Regions from separate parts of the Mus musculus genome. Here region 2 is linked to region 1. A link is a loop called in an ENCODE intact Hi-C map of the cell type or tissue named here. Cell type or tissue: gastrocnemius. All regions are shown on one strand. Each heading gives the region's core, and the rest is flanking DNA. Links, peaks and the distances in the headings are about the cores only. Region 1 has its middle 56 kb from the start of Gm51542. Region 2 has its middle 24 kb from the start of Gm26721.

Region 1 (11,453 bases), core at 1,957-9,956:
CAATCTCTCTAAAACTCCCAAATATCTTTTAAAAGTTCAAAGTCAGCTGTGGGCTCCTGTAAAAATCAAAATTAAAATTGACTGTCTTCTGACTTCAAGAGGGAATACCAGAGCACACTCACAATCTGAACCATGCAAAACCAGACTCCAACAGAATAAGTAACTAAACGCCCAATGTCTGGGACCCGCCCATGAGACGAGGGGCTTGGGTCATTTCTCTGGCTCTGCCCTCTGTAGCACACAGCTTGTCTTCGAGGATCTGGCTGGTTTCACTCCACTGCTGTTGCTGTTCTTGGTTGTCATCCTACGGTATTGGCATCTCCAAAATGCTGGAGTCTTCTACAACTGGGCTGGATTCACCAATGGCCTCTCCTGGCCTCTCTTCATGCTGCAAAGCCTCAACTTTTTTCTATGACCCTTTAATTCTTGGACTTCCACTGATACTCTGGTTGCATCTTCACTAAATGGTCTCTCCTGGCCTCTTGAAGTGCCAAGCCTCAGCTGCTCTCCATGACCCCTTCATGCCTTCCAAACCAGTTCTGCCTGGGTGTCTCTTACACTACCAAGTTCAGCTGCCAGCAGCATAAGGCACAAGCTTGGTTGCCTCTGGAACACAGCTCCTGTGTGCTTTCACCTCAACAATACTGGTTGTCTCCACCTCCTCCTCTTCCTCTTCCTCTTCCTCCTCCTCTCCCTCCTCCTCCTCTTCCTCTTCCTCTTCCTCCTCCTCTCCCTCCTCCTCCTCTTCTCCTTTCTCTTCCTCCTCCTCTCCCTCCTCCTCTTCTCCTTTCTCTTCCTCCTCCTCTTCTCCTTTCTCTTCCTCCTCCTCTCCCTCCTCCTCTTCTCCTTTCTCTTCCTCCTCCTCTTCTTTCTCTTCCTCCTCCTCTCCCTCTTCCTCTTTTCCTTTCTCTTCCTCCTCCTCTCCCTCCTCCTCTTCCTTTTTTTTTCTGTTTGTTTGTTTGTTGGATTTTTGAGACAGTGTTTCTCTGTATAACACCCCTGGCTGTCCTGTAACTTGATCTGTAGATGTGGCTGGTTTCAAACTCACCTGCCTCTGCTTCCCAAGTGCTGGGATTAAAGGCGTGCATCAACACTGCCCAGCTTGCTGGTCTCTTCGTAATCACCACTAATTTCTCAGCTTCAGCAGATCAGCATCAAGTATCCCAGCAAAGCAAAGGTTTCACTTTAGTAGTTCTGGTATCTTGTTGATCTCAGCTGATTCTTCAGCCCCAGCCACCCAGTACCACAGAATCTTAAATCAAAATAGCCATGGCCCTGATAGAGTCTTTAAACTTCCCTCTGAAACTTCACAAGCCAGGCCTCCATCTTGTGCAGTGCTCTCAACAGTCTTATCTTCCAGGCTTCTACAGAACAGCTCACTGAGCTCTCAATACTCAATGGCTCTTCTACCCCAAAGTTTCAAAGTCCTCCCACAATCCTCCCCAAAACATGGTCACATCTGTTGCAGCTGTACTCAGCTATGTCTTAGTGACCAGCTTGTCACTTGTTTCTGTGGTTGCAATGGAACACCATGGCCAAAAAGCAAGTTGGAGAGTGTTTGGCTTGTGTGTATGTATGTGTACCATGTGCATGCCTGATGCCCACGAGAAGGTGTCTGTTGGATCTTCTGGAACTGGAGTTACAGATGGTTGTGAGCCACTATGTGGGTTTCGAGAAGGGAACCCAGGGCTGCAACAGTAACAAGTCCTCTTAACTGCTGAGCTGTCTCTGAACACGTTCCTTTCTGAATACTTCCTTTTTAAAGATAGGGTCTTGCCATGTAACTCATGTATCTCTGGAATTATAGAAAAAAGATTTACTGTATGTTTTACTTGTGTGTATGCACGTCTATATGTGTAGGCATATGTCCTTGTGTGCAGGTACCCCCAGAAGACAGAAGAGGGCATCATATCCCCCTTGGAGCTGGAGTGAGCTACCAGACATGGGTGTGTAGGGGGAGTTTCCCTAATTGTTGATTGGCTAAATAATGGCAGCAGAAGCTAATCACTGGGCAAAAGAGAAGGCAAGATTTCTGGGCAGGACAGGAAGAAAGAAAGAGGGAGAGAAAGAGAAAGAGAAAGAGAAAGAGAAAGAGAAAGAGAAAGAGAAAGAGAAAGAGAAAGAGGGAGAGAGAGGGAGACAGAGACAGAGAGACAGAGTGCTGAGTGACTTGGCAGGGCCAGCCGGAAGAGTGGGTGGCAGTCACGAGAATAAGTCATGAGGGGCCATGGCACCAGGCAAGGGGAAGCATGCTTCCAAAAACTACACACAACATGGGTGCTAAAATCCAAACATGGATCCTCTCCAGGAGCAGTATGGCTCATAACCACGGAGACATCTCTTACTTACCTCAGTGTCCTGGAGTTTTGATCCTCATGCCTCTGCCTCCCCAGAGCTGGCATTCCAAGCTCCTCTCCATATCCAGCTGAAATTCCCATTCTGAGAGTAACCTTGCTGGGCCCATAGTGGAAAGAAAGCCAGAGGTATCCATCTTCCCCAGTGCAGACTGGGCTTCTGTCCCAGAGAACACATGAGTTGTATCTGGGAAGATTCTGGCCACACATAGGGTATGTCCACCACTCTTTTCTTTTTTTTTTTTTTTTTTGCTCTTGACTACCAGGACTGTTCTAGAAGTTTCTGTCTCCTTCCCACAAAGCTCTCCCTGGCTGCCCTTTCCCCTAGATCTGTATCTTCCTATGTTGGGTCTCTGCCTGCCCAGCATCCTCTCATACTCACTGAGCCCCTTGCTGGCCTGCTGAAGGTTACCACGCCCCTGCTGCATACCAACACTCACGGAGCACCTGCTGCTTACTGGAGGGGAGGCAGAGGCAGTCCAGTTTGAAAAGAACAACACGTCCACTAAAGATGCTTCTCAGATGGTAGAGTGCCCACCTAGAACTTGCCATGGGGGCTGACATTCATGGGGAAGAACTAGAAAGAGACAAAACGAAGCAAGGAGCACCTGTCTGTCTGGTGCAAGCTGAGGGGTGGGGCTTATAGAAAAAAAAAACGGGGCTTAGTCATGTTGGTGAAGACTTCCTTCCAAGGTTGTGTGGCTGGGTTGGTGTCCCAACACCTCCACTTGAGGCCTTGCCTGGTTACAGGAGATGGCCCCATTACTAGGAGTTCTGGCTAGGGTTACTCTCACAGATTCCATGAAGTTTTTATTGTACTAAGTTTGCATCTTGTCCATGAAATACTCTCCAAGTCTCTCCCTCCAACGTGATCTCTCCTGTTCCCAATCTCACCTGCCTCCAACCTACCTGCAAAATCGTCTCTATTTCCCCTTCCCAGGGAGATCCTCGCATCACCCCTTAAGCCCTCCTTGTTGCTTAGCCTGTGGGAGATCATCTTTTATTTTTTATTTTTAAAAAAAGTCACCTCTCTAGTGACAGCACATTGTTAGGGTCCACAGTGCCCTCTGGTCCTCACCTGCTCTGTCCATTCAGATACTATCACTTCCTATACTATGTCTTACTTAGGGTTTCCATTGCAGTGAAGAGACACCATGACCACAGGAGCTCTTTTTGTTTTTTTTGTTTTTGCGAGAGGGTTTCTCTGTGTAGCCCTGGCTGTCCTGGAACTCACTCTGTAGACCAGGCTGGCCTCGAACTCAGAAATCCACCTGCCTCTGCCTCCCAAGTGCTGAGATTAAAGGCATGCGCCACCACTGCCGGGCCCACAGGAGCTCTTTTAAAGGACAACATTTAATTGGGGCTGGCTTACAATTTAGAGGTTCAGTCCATTATCGTCATGGTGGGAAGCATGGCAGCATGCAGGCAGACATGGTGCTGGAGAGGGAGTCGAGAATTCTATATGTGGATTCAAAGGTAGCAGGAAGAGAGAGGGAGAGGGAGAGGGAGAGAGAGAAAGAAAGAGAGAGAGGGAGAGAGAGAGAGGAGAGAGAGAAAGAGAGGGGGAGAGAGAGAGAGGGAGAGAGGGAGAGAAGAAGAGAGGAAGAGAGAGAGAGAAAGAGAGAGAGGGAGAGAGGGAGAGAGGAAGAGAGGAAGAGAGAGAGAGAGAGAGAGAGAGAGAGTGATTGGGCCTGGCTTGAGCTTCTGAAACTTCAAAGCTCAACCTTCCTCCAACAAAGCCACACCTCCTAATAATGCCACTCCCTGTGAGCCTAAGGGGGCCATTTCACTCAAACCACCACACTATACATGGGGCTTGGGGGCTGTTTGTCTACTTGAGTGTCAACCCAGGGCATGGTAACTCACTGGCCATCACAACTTCATTCCATATTGAGATTCAGGAAATATTTGTTGAGTGAATAAGAGATTGGATCCCACCTGGCCCTCCCTCTTGGATCCTTTGAGTGTAGGGAGTGTGTCACAGGACAAAACCAGACTCCTACCTGGTTCATTTTTTTAAGGTGTTAAAAAAAAACTCACACACTGGGAAGTGAATCACCATAAGGTGTGTAGGTGATATGGTGGCTCACACTGGGGAACTGAGGCAAGGGTCATTGAAGGCTAGCAGCTCAAGATTAGCCTAAGCCACAGAGATCCCCAAACCAACCTCGTGTAAGTGTGGCTCATGTGAGCAATGCCACCAGTGGAGCCCAGAGGACAACCTCAGGCACGGCCACCACCTTCCTCCTTGTCTTTTGCTGCACAAGCCAGGCTGGCTGGGCTATGAGACTCTCCTGACTCCACCCACCACCTCACTTCACCAGCACTCAGGTTTCACACACACACACACACACACACACACACACACACACACACACACACACACACACACACACTACCACTTTTAGGTCACACTCAGGTTCTGGAGTTCTGAACTCAGCTCCTCACACTTGTGTAGCATTTCACCCACAGAGCTGCCGCCCCAGTTCATTAAAAAAAAAAAAAAAAAAAAGTAAATGAAGCCTTCAGAGGCTGGGGAGATGACCTGGTCAGGAATGTGCTGGGGAGATGACCTGGTCAGGAATGTGTTCGCTGTGCAAGTCAAAGACCTGAGTTCAGATCTGGATAACCTGCATGAAAAGCTAGAGGCAGTGTGTACCTGCAATCCCAGCTCTGGGGAGCTGAGACAGGAGGATCTGGGGCTCACTGCTCAGCCAGTCTAACCAATCATTGAGCTTCAGATCCAGTGAGAAACCCTGACTTAAAAAAAAAAATGGAGGACGACACCTGTCATGTGACACTATTCCTATGCAGATGTGACAGGAACAGATGATGGCAGACCAACATACAATGTCATCAAAGTTGAACTTGGTGACCCAATCAGTTTTATTGAGGCTACTTATAGGAGCAGAAATGACTCAAAGACACATCACCAAAGTCCACCCAGCACAGGTGACAGCTCGTGGATGCTGTAGTTATTTCAACAGGAGGAGGAGAGGCCTTTGCCAAGTTGCTGGTCTAGGCAGATGGGAGTCTCCCAGCAGTTCCAACAGCTTGTGCATGCTTGGGGAGTGTTAGTGGCTGTTTAATAAGTATGTCACAAATTTCCTATTACCCAGCTAGCTCCCAAATAATTGAGACTGGACCATTATATTTATTTAACAAGCTTTAAGGGCACAACAACTGAGCAGTATTAGTCTACTTTAATCCTCTGAACCAATTTGGCCAGAATCCCCTAGAGATTTGCATTTGATGGCTTTCTTTGTTCCAGCTGTTTTCTCATGGTCTAGCCTGGATTCTCTAATCTCCACTTCCTCTCTCCTGGTGGGAGGAAGTCCTGCCCTATTCTCACCCCTGCTCACTCACTGGCTGATCGGTTTTTATTGGCAAATCAGGGAAGAGTTGGTGAGCAGTGTTTACACAACATTAAGATGGGAGATAACTTAGAATAAGGATTGCACAGATATAGGGCACAGACGGAAGCACCTGAATTACACAGTGCACAATAACATTATGCCTACAGGGGACGGATACCCTGGTGGATCTGGTCAGTTTGGGTGATTTCCTGAATGGCATTCCCTTCCCTACCTTAAGAAGCTTCCCTGCAGAGGGAATGTTTCATTTCCCTTCAACGTCCCGCATCTAGGCGGTCTAGGGAGATGGCTTGGTGGTTAAGCGTGTTTGCTATTGTTACTGCAGAGGACCTGGGTTCTGTTACCTGCACATGTGTGGTGAATAAGAAATGTCTGTAACTCTAGTTTCAGGGAGAACTTCTGACCTCTGAAGGAACTCTGTGACAGAGATGCACATCCATACTTGAAGGCAAACCACTCACACACAGAGTAAAATTAAGTAAACTTCCTACACTTGACCTTTGCCAAAAGGCCGAGAAACCATGAAACTTTCGAAAGAAAAGGACTGCCCTGCATCGCAATGGGCTTCTGCTGAGCTAGAAGGCTTTCTGTCGGAGGAAAGTGGTACACAACAACACATGGGGTTGGCCTGTGGGCTACTATGCACATGCACACGCTTACATACTACACTTTTAATGTGTTTGCACAACTCGGGGTGGGGTTGGTTCATTCATCCACCACGTGCATCACTGGCATCAAGCTCCGGCAGTCACTCTTGGCACCAGGCCCCCTTCCCCTCTCACCAGCACACACAGTCTGAAAGCGATACTAAGATAGAGAGAACAAAGAACAGTTTGGCGCCCTGAGACTCTCTGCTGGGCTGTAACCGTGGCTAGACTGGAGCTTGTACTTTCCAGAAGGAGCTCCTTCTATCTGGAGCCCTTCCTCGTCCTGTAGCAACTTTGATGTCCCCTGAATTGTGCTTTATCTCTGGGGCTGTGCACCATGACCATCGGTATTGGTTACTGAAGGCTCATCTCTGACGTAGACTGTGCAGTGGTTCATCCCACTTCATGGCTGAGTAATATCCTCTGTTACCGGCCACTTCTGTGTATCTTTCCTCTAATGGTTGTCTCATCCTTTCTGTATATATCTGTCTCCCTCTGGGCAGACACAGGGTGTGGCCAGGGAAACCGATGAAATCTCTGTTTGTTGAAGTCTTTGTCTAGCAGTAACGCTGTGAGCAATCTACGTGACTGTCGTGACTGTCTGACTGTCTTTAGCAATTCTATCTTTGAGAGCCATCGCCTGAGTTCAGGGTGCAGAAAATTTTGCTCAGACCAACTTCACTGGGAATAGATGTCCCCTGGCTCAGGGCTCTTCAGGCAAAAAATGAGTCCCTTCCTCCTTTCCCTCACAGCGTCCTGGGCCCCTTTGCATGTCTCCACCATGGGGATCCATCTTCCAGGCCCCCCCCCCTCTCCAGCATACTGACTATTTTTGTTTTGTTATTAAATTTCAGCTTCTGCATACAGGCCTTCCCCCTACCCTGCAGAGCAGGTTGGATTTGCTTGTGTTTTATTAACCAGTTTTTTAAAAGAAGAAAGAAAAGAAAAGAAACTCCTCCATTACCCCTAGGTCACACGTCCCCACTTTCTCCAGGGCTTTAGACTGAAGATACACACTGGGCTTCAACTCTGCCCTCCGCACAGGGTGCACCAGATTCCCAGCCAGCCAGAGATGGTACTGGGGAACTGGAGGGCAAGGCTGGGACTCTTTCTGGAGCTGGGACCCAATAGGAATCGGCCCATGGTGTACTTGTGCTAAAGCAGAATTGGAACACTGAGGAGGAGAAGGGGGAAGACTGGGAACGTGATCTGGGTGGGAGACTGCTCACCTAGAATTCCCCAGGACCTGGGTTTGCTCTCCAGCACGGAAAAACTGGGTCAGCTAGCCCATGCCTGTACTCACAGCACTGGGGAGGCAGAAGCTCAAGAGTTGGAAGCCAGACTCAGTTACATGAGAGCTTATCACAAAAAAACCCAAAGAAATGAAATGGGTCTTTGAAATGACTTAGCAGAAAAAGGCTCTTGTGACCAAGTCTGACAAACTTACAGGATGAAAGGAGAAACCATCTCCTGCAAATTGTTCTCTGGCTTCTACATAGAGTGTATACACACACACACACACACACACACACACACACACACACACACACACACACACATAAATAAAATAATAAAACTTTTAAAGATATATGATGGTCAGAGGTCAGAGGTACTGCAACCCAACCACCATGACCACACTGGGCCCAGAACTTACACATAGGACCTCTACCTCACTCTGGACCTGTTGGGCCTCTCTCCCTTTTGCAAGGCTGTCAGACCAATAAGAAGGTTCTAGGCTCCTAGACTCCACCTAGGCTTCTAGGTCATCCAGGAGACTGCTGCTCCACAGAATGGAGACCCCTGGGGCATCCTGCTCCCCAAATATCATTGTGGCGGTCTCCATAGCAACAAAGATTCCAGATGCACGTTATCTACTTGGGATACAGGGCAGGGGAGAAATGATCTTCCTCCCCCGTGCACTCAGGTCTTCTTCAACACAGCAGGCCTGGCTGCCCACCTGGGTTTGCCATCCTTGATGGTCCAGTTGCAGCCTCCTCTGGTGGCAGTCTCCTCTGGTGGCAGCCTCCTCTGGTGGGTCATTAGTTGGGTCCAGGCTCTTTCCCAGGCCACATGGCTCTCAGTAGAGGTACTGTTTCTGCTCCTGTCCCCACACTCATCCCTGCTGGTCCCTGGATCAGGGTATGCTGGGACAGTTGTCAGATTGGACACTTCCTTATAAGAGGGAACTGAGTGGGCTCAAGCCAGGCTGTGCATCTCCTACTCTGTACTCAAATTCTGCACTTCCCCTGATGATCATACATGCTAGAGGAGAGGGCTATTTTAGTAAGATCCCAGCCCTTCACACTCCAGGAGGAGGAGGGGATCCTTGTCAGGGACTTGAGCAACTCTCTTACCGCTTCTTGAGGTTCTTCGGTTGGGGAGACATTTAGAAGAAGGGATCTGAGCCTAGAACCTTCCCAAGGTCAGAGCCTAGAACCTTCCCAAGGTCAGAGGTTCATCAGAATCTTTAGACTGGCAAAGGATGCTAAACTTGGGGTTGTCCAGCAGTGTGGCTGGGCTCTCCCACCACAGGACTCCACGTCCCAGGAACCTTTGACTATGGCTGGGTTTTCTGGCCCACTTTGGCCAATAGAATCAGAGCAGAAGTGTTAGGCAGGTTTTTTACAATTTTTCTCTATTTGTGTGTGTGTCATGACCTAGTGAGGGGCCATGTTTTAGTTAGGGTTTCTATTGATATGGTGAAACAAGTTGAAGAAGAAAGAGTTTTTCAGGCTTACAATGCCACATCACTGTTCATTATCAGAAGAAGTCAGGACAGGAACTCAAGCAGGGCAGGAACCTGAAGGCAGGAGCTGATGCAGAGGTCATGGAGGGGTGCTGCTTACTGGCTTGCTCCCCATGGCTTGCTCAGCCTACTTTCTTCCAGAGCCCAGGGGTGTGTGATGGCCAAAATTACGTTTTAAGTTTAAATTAGTGTGTTTAAGAGATCTATAAAACAAAAAACACCTCAAACCTATAAACCCCTCTTGTCCACAGACTGGAACTGTTCATGTAAGATAAGAAACCACATGGTTTCACGTCTATAAGCAAGGTTGGCTGCCCCAACTGCTCGGGGTGTGCTCGATCACACACAGGCAAGAGGACGGGAGGTGCCCTGGTCCCCAACTGGACAAAGACAGGAAGTACGTAGCCTTGTGGACTTCGACTTTATAAGCACCTGACTAAAGAAATTCTAGAACATTCTCTGGGAATCCTGAGTATGCCTGGCCAGTGACCATCTTCCTGGTCAGCATTTAATAAAGCGAATTTGGCTCAAAACTGTGGTAGTGGTCTTGTTCTTGCTGGAGGATGGGCCCTCTCACATAAGTAAGTCACTAATTAAGAAAATGTCCTACAGGCTTGACTGCAGCCCAGTCTTATGGAGGCATTTTCTCAGTTGAGGTTCCCTCCTCTTGGATGACTGGAGCCTGTTTCACATTGACATAAAGATATCCAGCACAGTGTGTGTGTGTGTGTGTGTGTGTGTGTGTCTGTGTGTCTGTGTGTCTGTGTGTGTGTGTGTGTGTGTGTGTCTGTGTGTCTGTGTGTCTCTGTGTGTGTGTGTGTGTGTGTGTGTCTGTGTGTCTGTGTGTCTCTGTGTGTGTGTGTGTGTGTGTGTGTGTGTCTGTGTGTCTGTGTGTCTCTGTGTGTGTGTGTGTCTGTGTGTCTGTGTGTGTGTGTGTGTGTGTGTGTGTGTGTGTGTGTGTGCAGGTCAAAGTGAAAGGCTGTAGAACTGGTTCTCCCCTTCCATCTTTCCCTGGCTTTCAAGATTTGAACTCTGGTTCCGGGAATCGAACTCAGCTTGGCAGACTTGCTCAGCATGCTGGCTCAGTGACTAACAAAAAAAAGACAATAACAAAAATTGTTTGTTTACTTTATGTGTATGTCTGACATGTATATATGTGTACCTCACACGTGCCTGGTGTCTTGGAGGCCAGGAGAAGTCATTGGATCTCCCTGGCACTGGGTTACCAGCCACTGTGAGCCACCACATGGGAGCTGGGTATTGAACCTGGGTCCTCTGGAAGAACAGCCACTGCTCCTTAACCTCTGAGAAGTTTCTTCCACTCTTGCAGTTTCTGTAAAATGGAGTTTTGTCTTACTTAACCGTCTGATAGACTAGACAGATCATTCGGTCAACATTTCCCACAGTGGGAAACCCTACACGTGGGCAGAGCTGTTGGGTTCCCCAAATATTGCTGAACACATTTGAACTCAGGAGATGTAGCCCAGAAGAAACAAACAAGCAGACACTGCTCAGGGAAAATGCTCCTCAGATGAGATGGACCCATGGCCTGTGTCCCCTAGTTCACTGTCCACCTTCCTTGCCTGCCCTCCATGGCCAGGACAAGGGGTATGGAAAAACAGACGTCAACCATTTAAAGGGGCTGGCACCACTTTCCTTCGAATGAATGTTCAAATTCAGACATTTCTCTTATTATCTTCTGCCAAGGGAAAAAATTAATAACACAGCACAGTATAAAATACTAAATTAAAGGCATTTTGGAACCAGCAATTATTTCATAAGCTTCTCCTTTATTGCCACGCTAATGTGCCTAATTGCTGTCTTAATGAGGACATTAATTTCTGGCTAATGTGATGTTATTATAGAAATTGCAGTCGATCTCTTAAAAGGGGGAAAAGTGCTAGAAAGCTGTCCCAAGAGGCAAGGGATCTGGTCACCCCAAGGTGGAGGTGCAAAGGAGAGAGGCGGAGATGGCGTAGGAATCCAGGCATGACCAAGATGCAGGAGCGAAGGAAAGAAAGGGAAGAAAGGGGCCACTGGGAGTGGGCAGCTGGGGACAGCGCTGGCAGAGCCAGCTGCTGCTATGCCTGGGGACCCAGCGAGAACAAACGGAGTGGAAGGAATCTGGAGAGCGGCGGTGAGACCTGCTGCTGGTGCATTGTGCAGTATGGACACTAGCGGCCACTCAGGGGTGGGGCTGCAGCATTGGCTATCACAACCAACGTTTGCAATAAATACCACTGTTCTCATCTGTTAGATGGAGAGATGGAGGCACAGAGAGGTTGAATAATTTATCCCAAAACACATGGGGAGTGTGTAGTGAGGGTGGGAT
Region 2 (11,453 bases), core at 2,125-10,124, 49 kb before region 1:
ACCCCACTAACCTACTGTAACTTACAATGGGCGATAACCCCTAACATATTTTAGCTTACAATGGACGATACCCCCTAGCCTATTGTAGGTTTAACATTATACAAGCAACTTCATTCTCATGTATTTTGTGTGTGTATGTGCATGTGAGTGCATGTTCACCTAGGTGCACATGTATATATGCACAAGTGGGGGGAGGTCCTTCCTCAGCTTCCCACCTTGCTTTTTTGGAGACAGGATCTCTCACTAACTCTTGAGCTCACAGTTCTGGAGACTGGCTGGCGAGTCAGCTGCAGAGACGGCCCTGCCCCATCTTCCCCAGTGCTGGGATCACAAGCAGGCTATCACTCCTGACTCTTTTTATGTGGCTTCTAATGATCAAACTCCGGTCCTCACACATGCAAGACAAGCGTGCTATGAACCTCTCTCCAGCCCTTAGTTTAATAATAGTTAGACATGTTTAGTCTCCCTAACCCACCCAACCCAGAGCTTTGCTGTGCTCTCGTTACCTCCTGCTGCTGTATGGGAAGTCTGGCACCCTACATTGTTCGTCACTGAGAAAGACCATTAGGCCACAGGATCCTAGCCTGAGAAAGATAAAAACCCAAACTCCACACTGCACTTCCTGAGGAACTCACGTTGCCTTTGCTTCCAGGCAAAGTTGAAAGATCATGGTAGTTAGCTCCTTTCCCTGTTGTTCTGGTTTTTGTTTTTTGTTCGTTTTTTTTTTTTGTTTTTTTTGTTTTTGTTTTAATATGTGTGAGTGTGAGCTGGGGTTACAGACAGCTATGATCTTGGGTACTGGGAACTGAACTGAAGAGCTGAGCCAGCTGCCAGACTCCCAGCTGCTATTTTTGAATCATAAAACCAACCGTGGTGAGCCGGGCATGGTGGTGCACGCCTTTAATCCTAGCACTCAGGCAGAGGCAGGCGGATTTCTGAGTTCGAGGACAGCCTGGTCTACAAAGTGAGTTCCAGGACAGCCAGGGCTACACAGAGAAACCCTGTCTCAGAGAGAGAGAGAGAGAGAGAGAGAGAGAGAGAGAGAGAGAGAGAGAGAGAGAGAGAGAGAGAGAGAGCAACACAAAAGAAAAGAGGAAAAGAAAGCAGCTTTACTGGGACAATACAGAGAGGGAACAAGCTAGACACAGGTAAAGACAGAATAAGCCAGAGAGCGAGAAGAAGCCAGAAGATCAGAACCGGGCTGGAGAGCTGGCTCAGCGGTTAAGAGCACTGACTGCTCTTCCATAGGCCCTTGCCGCAGACCCTCTGGGTCCTTTTGTCTGCGTGGAACAGGTCTCTGGTCACAGGTGGGCAAGGAGTTGGCGAGTGACAGACAGACCAACATGTGAGAGTGTGTAGAATCTGAATGTAATTTGTCAAATTGAGCATCAAACTTTTTATACAGAAGAAAATAGGGAAGTTAGGTGACACATCTGCAAGGTACAAATGAGGTTACCGGATGCTTAATGACTCTTACACAAAACAGAGGAATGCAAACACAAAGACTGGCAGGAACTGGGCAATAAAACAACTGAGACAAAGTCAGCTCTATCTAAGGTCAGCTATAGTCTTAGAAGCCAGGTGTGAGGTCTTTACACTCCTAGGGCAAGGGCTTTCACACCCAAGTCATGGTTCTAACTAGGGAGTTCCACTCTAGCTAATCATCTCATGAATAATGCAATACTCTAAAACCACAGCCCAATCTACTTCCTAAACCATTGTAAATTCCTGTATATGGGAGCGACTTGGCTTTTATTCTAAGTGATAGTGTGGGGGGACTTTCTACTAATAAGTAATGTAGTCTGCCATACATAACTATAATAAGAATTCTAAACTTACTTTGCTAAGCTTACCCTGAGATCTCTAACTCTATGTAGTAGATAGTAAAGCCTGATTTCTTTCACTATTTCTCTTACAATACTAGAGGCAATTCTAAATGTCACTGGATAAGCAACATTCTTACTGAATTCCAAGCCCATGGTCGGCTCAAGGACTACTTAGGGCATTGGTGAAGGCCAGGAAGCAAAGTTCAATTTTGCTTAGGTATTTGGCAAGTCATTGCTTGGAGGCACCTATAACAAAACAATACTGAAAGGGAGCACACAGATTCATTCACAAGGACAAAATTGGAGCATACGTGCTATGGAATGCCACAGTTCCAGGAGACTAAGTTTCCGTGAAACTCTTTGCCTCAGGACTGCATCCAGGCTTTTGGCCTGTCATGCATGTCACTACTGGAGTGTGTGTGGCAGGTCCTGAGTTCAAATCCCAGCAACCACATGGTGGCTCACAACCATCTGTAATGAGATCTAGACAGCTACAATGTACTCATATGCATAAATAAATCTTAAAAAAAAAGAGAGAGAGAGAAGAAGATCAGAACCTAGAACCAGGTTAGCTCATCACCTGCTGCCCTTACCTGCCACCAGGAGTGGACAGCACATTAAAGAACTGACCCGCCACCCCAGCTCTCTCAGTTCCCATGTGTTCCCAGCCAGTTTCTCCCCCTTTCTGTCCTTCTCTGTCCCCCCTCTTTTCTGCCCTCATGGCTCTGCACACTCTGTCTGCCTCTGTCCCTTCTCCAGGCCTTCACTTCCTTCCCCTTTTCAAACATTCCCCTTTATACGGGATCTCAGGGGACACCTTGGCATGGGCCTGCCAGGTAACCCCACCGCCACTGCCACATTTTATTTCACAACACAGATTGCTAGAGTTAGTTTGCAGCCAAGCAGAGCAATTCAGGAGAAGCCCAGAGAAGCCAGGTTGAATCAGTCAGCTTGCAGAGGCGTTTGAGCCAGAACAGCCAAAGTGAACCAGCCAGCCAGAGTTCAGAAGGAATAACAAAGGGTGAGCTTATTCCGCAGGAAGTCTCAGAGGCTGAAAACATTCTAGGTCTAGATTAGAGTGTACGGAGGCTAGAAGCTTCCAGGACTGAGCCTAGGTTAGCAGACTGAGGCAGTAAGCCTCGGAGACAATGACATCAAGTGACTAAAGTCTACTTTATCTGGGGGGGGGGGTGTCTTGTATGTTGCCCATACAAGTCTGGAACTCTTTTTGTTTTGTTTTGTTTTGATTTTTGTTTTTCTGAGACAGGATCTCTATTAAGTCCTGGATATCCTGGAACTCCCTTTGTAGACCAGGGAGGGCTTGAACTCAGAGATCTGCCTGCCTCTTCCTCTTCCATGCTGGGATTAAAGGTGTGCACCATCAATTTCTAAAGCTAAGCATGAGAGCATCTATTTTGGGCAGTCATGTTTGAGCCCCAGACTGGCCAGGTCTGTTGGCATTTAGTCTAGGCTCCACCCCACAGTTACCTGGCAACAGCCAGGTGTGCCTGACTCACTATAAAAGGGGCTGCTTGCCCCTCCTCATTCTCTTGCTTTTTTTCCCTCTTGCTCCTGCTCCCCCCTCCCCATGCCCTGTTCCCCCTTTCTCTCCACGTGCTCATGGCTGGCCTCTACTCCTCTTCTCTCTCTCTCTCTCTCTCTCTGTTTCTACTCTTTCAACTCCCCTCCCCATGCCCTGAATAAACTCTATTCTATACTATACTGTCATGTGGCTGGTCCCTCAGGGGAAAGAGAAGTCTCAGCATGGGTCTGTAGAGGCATCCCCTTCCCCCACACCATACCTCAACTACACCAAACATATCCCTTCTTCCTATCTTTAGATAAAATACAACAAGGTCATCTTACAGATGAAAAGCTGTCTGCAATAACTTGAAGGTCCCTACTTTATTCAGTCTCCAACTGGTATTTACTGAGCACTTACTATGTAATGCATCTTTTGGACACTAAGGATACTGTGGTAAACCAATGAGAAATACTCTGAGGATGGAAGTAGGTGAAGCCATTACCCCCAGGAGCAGGGTCTGTTAGTACCGTAGGGCACTGGCTATCTGGGCCTTCTCCTTAGTCGTGTGTGTGTGTGTGTGTGTGTGTGTGTGTGTGTGTGTGTGTGTGTGTTAGCTCTCATAACTACCTGCCCTGCCCTTTTCTAAAAGAGAACCACGGTTCAGAGTGAACAACATCCTTAAGCTCACTCAACTAACAAGATAAAGCAAGAATCTAGACTAGACCCAAGCTCTTGAGTTCCAGAGTTCACAGGTGAGTCACAGGGTCAGAGGACAGACAATAAGACAGGGACAGCCGTTGAGGTACTGCTAACTAGGCAGCCAGGAGGTCTTTTCTGAAGGAGACATTGAACACAAACCTAACTATAAGGAAGGCCAGCCAGCAGGGGACACCAGCAAGCAGAGAGCCCGTGCTGAATGACGCATCTGGGGTGCGTGAGGGGAGGGGATCCTGCGGTGGGGGTAATAAGCCTAAGTAAATACCCGCTGTGCGTCTGTGACCGTCTCTCCGCAGCTCAAGAGCCACCTGACATTTTGTAAGGACCCTTTTTGTTTGCTTTTTTTCCAGACATGTTTTCACTCTGGAGCCCAAGCCGGCCTAGAGCTCACAATCCTCTTGCTTTAGCCTTCTGGTGTTGGGATCACAGGCATATCCCATCATCTTGATGAATCGCTTGACAGGGAAACTGAGGCTCTGAGCTGCCTGAGGTTCCCCCTGCCCCGCCCCCCAAATCAGTGAAGCTTGGAAGTGAACCCAAGCTACCAGAACTAGCAGCTGCAGGCTGGGAGGAGCCCGGAGTTGGGTTCCAGAGGCCAGCAGAGCTAAAAGGACGGTACTGCTTTGTCCAGGCCAAGCCAACAAGGTCCTGGGACACTTCAAGGCAGATTTCCAGACGCTACCCTCAACCCCCAGTCTCACATTGCCCAGAATTCCGGCCTTTTCCTTAAGCCAAACAGCTTCAGGCGCTTCATTAGCGCCTCTGAGGCCCCCGCCGCCCTGGGGGATGAAAGCAGCGGAGAGGGGCGCTGTCCTAATTCCGGCACACCTAGCGGGGGGTCGGGCGCTGAAAGGGACGCGGCTGGCCGGCCCCGCGGCCCCGCCAGCGGCCGACCGGCCCCGCCGTCTGCGCTTCAAATGCAAAATCCGAGCGGGGGGGTGGGGACGCCGGTGGCCTCTGCTCCTCCTTTAATAGACCAAAGGACTCTGGCGGCTTAGCTCTTTTTCCTAATTTAAAGATATTTTCAGGCTTTTGGGAGCTCCCCGTGGCGAAGCAGGAAGGCTGGGCTTTGGGGGGGGGCCTTGAAACAGCCACCACGGTTGCCCACGGAGGAACAGGAGAGCTCGGAGCAGGAGAGACAGGCTGGTTAGTGTCCAAAGATAACGCGGGATTCGTAGAGATCCGTGTTGGGTCTTTGCTCTCTGCCTCAGTTTCTCTCTCTGGAACCTCTGCTGGTCCCAAGAAGCTAGGACAGAGGTGCTTACTAAATTTAAACATCGGTCTCTCCTAAGAGAGGGTTCTCAGGGTCAACCCTGGAGGCCTTGGGAAGCGGATGACTTGGGAGACAGATGGAAGAGGCGTGTTACCTCCCAGTCTGGCACCCTGGATGCCAGGGCGGGAAGGAGAGTGGAGAGCCAGGCCAATGTGTGCAGCCGCCTCCATACGGGAGGATGGGAACCAGGATAGAGAATGGAAATGCAGCCTGGAGTTAAAGATAGTTTAGGGAAGATGCGAGAGGTGCCTTTCTCTTGATACTGCCCAGGTTGCACTCACTGCCTCGCCCTCCCAGTTCCCCCTCCTCTCTTCCTCGCCCGCGGCACCCCAGCGGGCCTACCAGCCCTCCCCCCCTTCCCCCCCGCCCGCTCTCCTGCTCCGCTTCTCGGTTCCTGGCCAGCCCAGTTCCCTCCCTCCTGCCCACCTCCCCTCCTCCTAGGACTGCCTCCCGCTCCCGGGAGTGCGCTGCCCCTTCTCCCTTCATCCCGCCACACTTCCCTCCAGGAGCACTTCCTTCTGGTCCCCCCTCTCCCTAGGCGGGGCCGCAGCCGTCTCGCAGGCGGAGGAGGGGAGGAGTGGTGTTTGGAGAAGCGCCCGCTCCCAGCCCGGGGACCTGGTACCCGCGTCGCCCACCTCTCCCGCGCAGCCCCGGACCCACTACGCCGGGGCGCGAAAGCTTTCGGGGGTCACTGGGGCGAGTCGGCGGCGCCCAGATCCCTCCAACCCCGCAAGTGGACCACGGGGTCCGCGGACCGGGACGTGGCTCTGGCTTTGGCCCGAAAGGGCGCGGCGGCTCTAGAACCCGCTAGCTCCCACGAATCCATCCCGTCCCGCACTGGTGCCTACTGCAGCCCGTCCCCTCCCCGCGTGCTGAGCCGGGAGCGGCCCCAGAGTGCGGGAGGGATCGCACATAAATCTGCCGTAATGATGGTGGTGCTAATGAGACCCCGCAGCTCGCCAGCCGAGCTCCCGCGCACTGCGCATGAGCAGTAGCAGCGGGCGCTCCCCAGAGCCCGGGACTCCTCCACACTTCTGACAGGCCTAAGCGGGAATCCGGGAGTCCCAGTGTTTGGGTTGACATCTCACCCTGTGCCTGCGCTGTGGCTCAAGGGCAAGAGTTACCGCCATGAGGATGACTGTCTTCCCTGGCTTCACTTATTGCCAAGCCACCACGGTAGACCCTGGTATCCCAAGGTGATCCGAAACCGTACCAGGCACACAACGAGACTGCTTTCTAGTCAAGAAGGAAGGTCAGAGTTGGGTTTTCTTGTTCTCGGTCCATTTCTTAGCTGTGTGACCTTAGGCAAGTCGCCTGACTTCTTTTGACATTGAGTGTGCTGTGTGCTGTATTGTAATGCACCTACATGCAACACGCCCCTAAGACAACCTGCACTGTCACAGACACATAAAAACCCAGCAGTTCTAGGGGTTGGGGAGACAAGATAATGTCTGCTTCTAAAGATAACCTTGAGCTTATACACCTCTGAGCTCAGCCTGCGGTGGCCTCTCTATTGTGGCTGGCTGGGATTTAATACCTTTGCTTTGTCTAGAGTCTGCCTCTGCCCTAGTGGCTCATGCTGTCCACGTCCACGTGGAGAGATAGTAGACTCCGTAAAAATGTGAGGTCAGGGATATGATTCAGTGCGCCCTACCATGCACACAGCAGTGAATTCCATCCTCAGCACACTGCATGTAACTGGGCATGGTGGCTCACACCTGTAATCCTAGACCTTGAGATGTAGCAAATGGGGGACCAGGAGTTCATGGCTGGCCTAGTCTATAGAGAGTTTATATGGTCTATATAGTGAGTTTCCATCAAGGTAGGGCTACACAGTAGATCCAGTCTGAAAAATGGGGGGTGGGCTCTTCCCTCAGCCGTGTGTGGTTCCTAAGCTGTGTGGATCCCAGTGCCTTCTTCCTGCGAATCTCTCCTAGCCATCTGGAGCAGCAAAGGTGGAGAAAGGGAAGAGGAAGCCTGATTTCAAATAGATAGTCCTAGCATGATAGCCTAGTAGGGTTAAGTGGTTGCTGCTAACCTGATGGGTTCAATGACCTTGGATTCAATGCCCTGGACTCACCTGCTGGAAGGCGAGCACCAACTGTTCCAAGTTATGCTTTGACGGCTCTATCCCCAAACACCAATAAATAAATGTTTAAACAAATTAAAAGTCCAGGAGCTTTGAGAACTTAGCTTTGCTTTTCTGGCAGCGCAAAGGTGTCTGACTTGGCCCTAAAGACAGAGAGAGGCAGTCTTCCTCTGTCGTCCAGCACCAACTTGGACCTAGACCTTGTTTTCTGGGTAGTCAAGGTGGTGTAAAGCAGCCATTTATTAAGAACGGACGCTATCGGAGCTCCTGCAAGCCTCCAAGAAAACACAGCCTTATTCTAGTTGTGTGTGCATGTGTGCAAAGAGGATAGTTGACATCTGGTGTCTTCCTGTGGTGTTCTCCACAGCAGCAGCAGCAGCAGCACCATCATCACCAGTAGCAGCAGCAGCAGCAGCAGTAGTTTTTCCAGACAGGGTCTCTCTGTAGTCTTGGCTGTCCTGGAACTTGCTGTGTAGACTAAGCTGGTCTTGAGCTCACAAAGATCTGCCTGCCTCTGCCTTTTGAGTGCTGCAACTAAAGGCCTTTGTCACCATACCCGGCCTCTGCTTTATGTTTTGAGACTGAGCTTGGAGTGCACAGCCCTTGGCTACTGACTGGTCACAGAGTGAGTCTCAGGGATTCGACTGCTTTTGCCTCCTAGCACTGGTATTACGAGACACACTGCCATGGCTTTAAATGCAGGAATCAGGATTCAAACTCAGACCCACATGCTGTGTGGCAAGCACTGGACTCATTTCTAGCCCCAACTTTTTTCTTTTAAGAATATTTTATGGGTGTGAGGGTTGCCTGCATGTGTGTCTGTGTGCATCACATGCATGCTTGGTGCCCGAGGAAGGCAGAAAAGGGACTGGAGTTATAGACAGTTGTAAGTTGCCATATGGGTACTCGGAACCAAACCACGGTCCTCTGGGAGATCAGCAAGTGCTCTTAACTGCTGAGCTACCTCTCCAAATTTTATTTTTCTTAAAAAAAATTCTAAAAATACTTTAAAATTTATATTGCTATTTTTTTTAAATTATAATATCTGTGTGTGGATGTGTCTGTGAGTGCTGGTGTCCTCTGGAAGAGCAGCACACACTGAGCTATCTCTCCAACCCCTCATTATTTTTATTTTATTTTATTTTTGGTTTTTCTTCTTTTTAAAGATTTATTTATTTATTTTATGTATATGAGTACACTGTAGCTATACAGATGGTTGTGAGACATCATGTGATTGCTGGGAATTGAGCTCAGGACCTCTGCTCACTCTGGATCTGATCACTCCAGCCCAAATATTTATTTATTGTTATATGTAAGTACACTGTAGCTGTCTTCAGACGCCCCAGAAGAGGGCATTAGATCTCATTATAGATGGTTGTGAGCCACCATGTGGTTGCTGGGATTTGAACTCAGGACCTCTGGAAGAGCAGTCAGTGCTCTTAAATGCTGAGCCATCTCTCCAGGCCTCATTTTTGTTTTTTGTTTTGTTTTTTTTTTTTTTTTTTTTTTGAGACAGTGTTTCTCTGTGTAGACCTGGGTATCCTAGAACTCAGGTCAGCCTGTGTAGACCAGGTTAGCCTCGAACTCAGAGATCCTCCTGACTCTGCCTCCTGAGTGCTGGGATTTGAAGCATGCAGGCATGTGCCACCACCACCTTGGTCCATTATTATTATTTTAAATTATTTGTATGTGTGTGCAGGCATATGCACATGAATGTACTGTCTGCAGAGGATAGAGGCATTGGGTTCCCCAGAGCTATAGGAGTTACAGGCCCATGTGAGCTGCCGTGGAGATGCTGGGAACAAAATTGAAGTCCTGTTGCAAGGGTGTGCTCTTAATTACGAAGCCATCTTTGTCCAGCTTGTCTCAAGTTTTCTCATATGTTCATCCATCCCCTGCTCTTCTCCTGGAGGCACAGTGTCTTAGTGACATTCCTATTGCTGTGCTAAGACTCCATGACCAAGGAATCTTCTAGAAGAAAGTGTTTAGTTTGCCACTTATGGCTTCAGAGGGTTAGAGTCCATGGCCATCATGTCAGGGAACATGGCGACAGGCAGGCTGGCATGGTGCTGGGAAAATAGCTGAACGCTCACATCTGAGTCACAGGCTCAAAGCAGAGAAAGCTAAATGGGAATCATGAGAATTTTTGATACATTAAATCCAGTGCCAAGTGACATGCAGCCCCTAAGACCTCATTTCTGAATCCTTCCCAAACAGTTCCACCAGAAGTGAGTGTCAGATCCTCTGGAACTGGAGTTACAAAGGGTTGTGAGTTGTCATGTGAGTCTCTAAATTGCTGAACCACATTTCAGGCTGGGAATGGGAATGGGCCGATAGCTCTTGCCTAGCATGGCGAAGCCCTGGGTTCTGCCCTCAATCCCACAGGATGGCAGATGTGGTTGTGCACACTTACCATCCGGGCACCCGGGAAGGGAAGGCAGGAGAGCTCAGCAGTTCAAAGTCATCTTCAGCTATGTGGCAAGTGTGAGGCTGCCCTGGGCTACATGAGAGCCTGTCTTGAGCCAGGTGTGGTGGTGCACACCTTTAATCCCAGCACTTGGGAGGCAGAGGCAGGCGAATGTCTGAGTTCGAGGCCAGCCTGGTCTACAGAGTGAGTTCCAGGACAGCCAGGGCTACACAGAGAAACCCTGCCTCAAAAAACAAAACAAAACAAAACAAAAACCAAAAAAACCAACAAAGAGCCTGTCTCGGATAGATAGGCAGACAGACAGACAGGCGGGCAGACAGGCAGGCAGGCAGGAGAAAGAATGAGAAAGGGATGTGGTGGCACAGGCATGGAATCCAGCATTATGTGATCCATGTAGGATCTACAGTTTAAAGCCAGCCTCAAAATAAAATAGGAGAGGAAGAAGAGGGGTCTGGCGCATGCATGTGTGTGCACAGGTCAGGCTAGCCTAAGTTCCCGGAACCCACGTAAGAAAGCCAGCAAGGCGGTTCACACTTAGAGTCTCAGTGTGGAAAGCTGACACAGGTGGCCTTGGGCTTGCCAGCCAGCCAGCGTCACCTAACTGGTAAGTCTCAGGATGATAAGAGAGACTGGGTCTCAAAGCATGAGGCGGACAGGCCCTGAAGCTTCCTGACACTGGAAGTTGTCCTCTGGCTTATACACATCTGCACACAAGTGCAGAGAGAGGGGAAGAGAGGGCAAAGAAGGGAGGAGGAAAGAGAAAGGAGAGACGAGGACAAAGTAACAGTAGCCATGGCCGCCATACAAATGATAGATTTATTGAGTGGCAATGTGTCCTACTTGCTTTAGGCCCTTTGCACAAGTTAAGTCACTTTCACCCCCGTGGGCATCAGGCACGCATGTGGTAGGTGGACATACATGCAGGAAAAACATCCATGCACACCTGTAGCCTGGATGCACATCCACAGCCTGGATGCAGACCTTGAACTTCTGATGCCTCCTTCCAGTACGCCTGGTTTACACCGAGCTGAGAATGGAACTGGGGCCTTGTGTGTGCTAGGAGACCACTCCACCTGCTGCGGAATATCCCAGCACTGGGTTTTATTTATTTTTTTTTCTTTAAAGATTTATTTATTTATTATATGTAAGTACACTGTAGCTGTCTTCAGACACTCCAGAAGAGGGCGTCAGATCTTGTTACAGATGGTTGTGAGCCACCATGTGGTTGCTGGGATTTGAACTCCGGACCTTCGGAAGAGCAGTCGGGTGCTCTTACCCACCGAGCCATCTCACCAGCCCGGGTTTTGGTTTTCTTAATCACTTTATTGTTTTGTGTATATGGGTACTTTGCCTGCATGTGTATCTGTGCACCACACGTACAATGTCAGATCCTCCGGAATGGGAGTTATGGCTGTCATGGGGACATGGGGATGCTATGGAACCTGTTCCCTGGAAGAGCAACGACTGCTCTTCATTGCTGAGCCACACCTCTCCAGCCCCAGTGTTTTGATTTTTTGAGTCACCATTTTACTGTGTAGTCTGGGCTGACCCCAAACTCCTAAGCTCAAACAATCCTCCTGCCTCAGCCTTCCCAG

The links. Peaks named below come from ENCODE experiments on the same cell type or tissue, not always from the same donor. Only the 100,000 strongest peaks of a DNase experiment are listed, where the experiment ranks them.
Region 2: a loop joins it to region 1, with 2.4 times the contacts of the local background. A loop is called at or near these places in 2 of 42 quality-filtered maps.

Annotation. Positions count from the first base shown.
Region 1 is chr8:83,820,521-83,831,973 of GRCm38, reverse strand. No RefSeq gene overlaps it. Among named protein-coding and RNA genes, the nearest start is that of Gm51542, 56 kb to the right of the region's middle. In gastrocnemius, for the core only: no CTCF peak of the experiment used is centred there; a DNase peak (open chromatin) is centred at 6,498.
Region 2 is chr8:83,869,870-83,881,322 of GRCm38, reverse strand. No RefSeq gene overlaps it. Among named protein-coding and RNA genes, the nearest start is that of Gm26721, 24 kb to the left of the region's middle. In gastrocnemius, for the core only: a CTCF peak has its summit at 4,245 (motif pointing right); DNase peaks (open chromatin) are centred at 4,896, 5,488, 5,847, 6,305 and 1 more place; H3K4me3 peaks cover 2,169 bases; H3K27ac peaks cover 1,932 bases.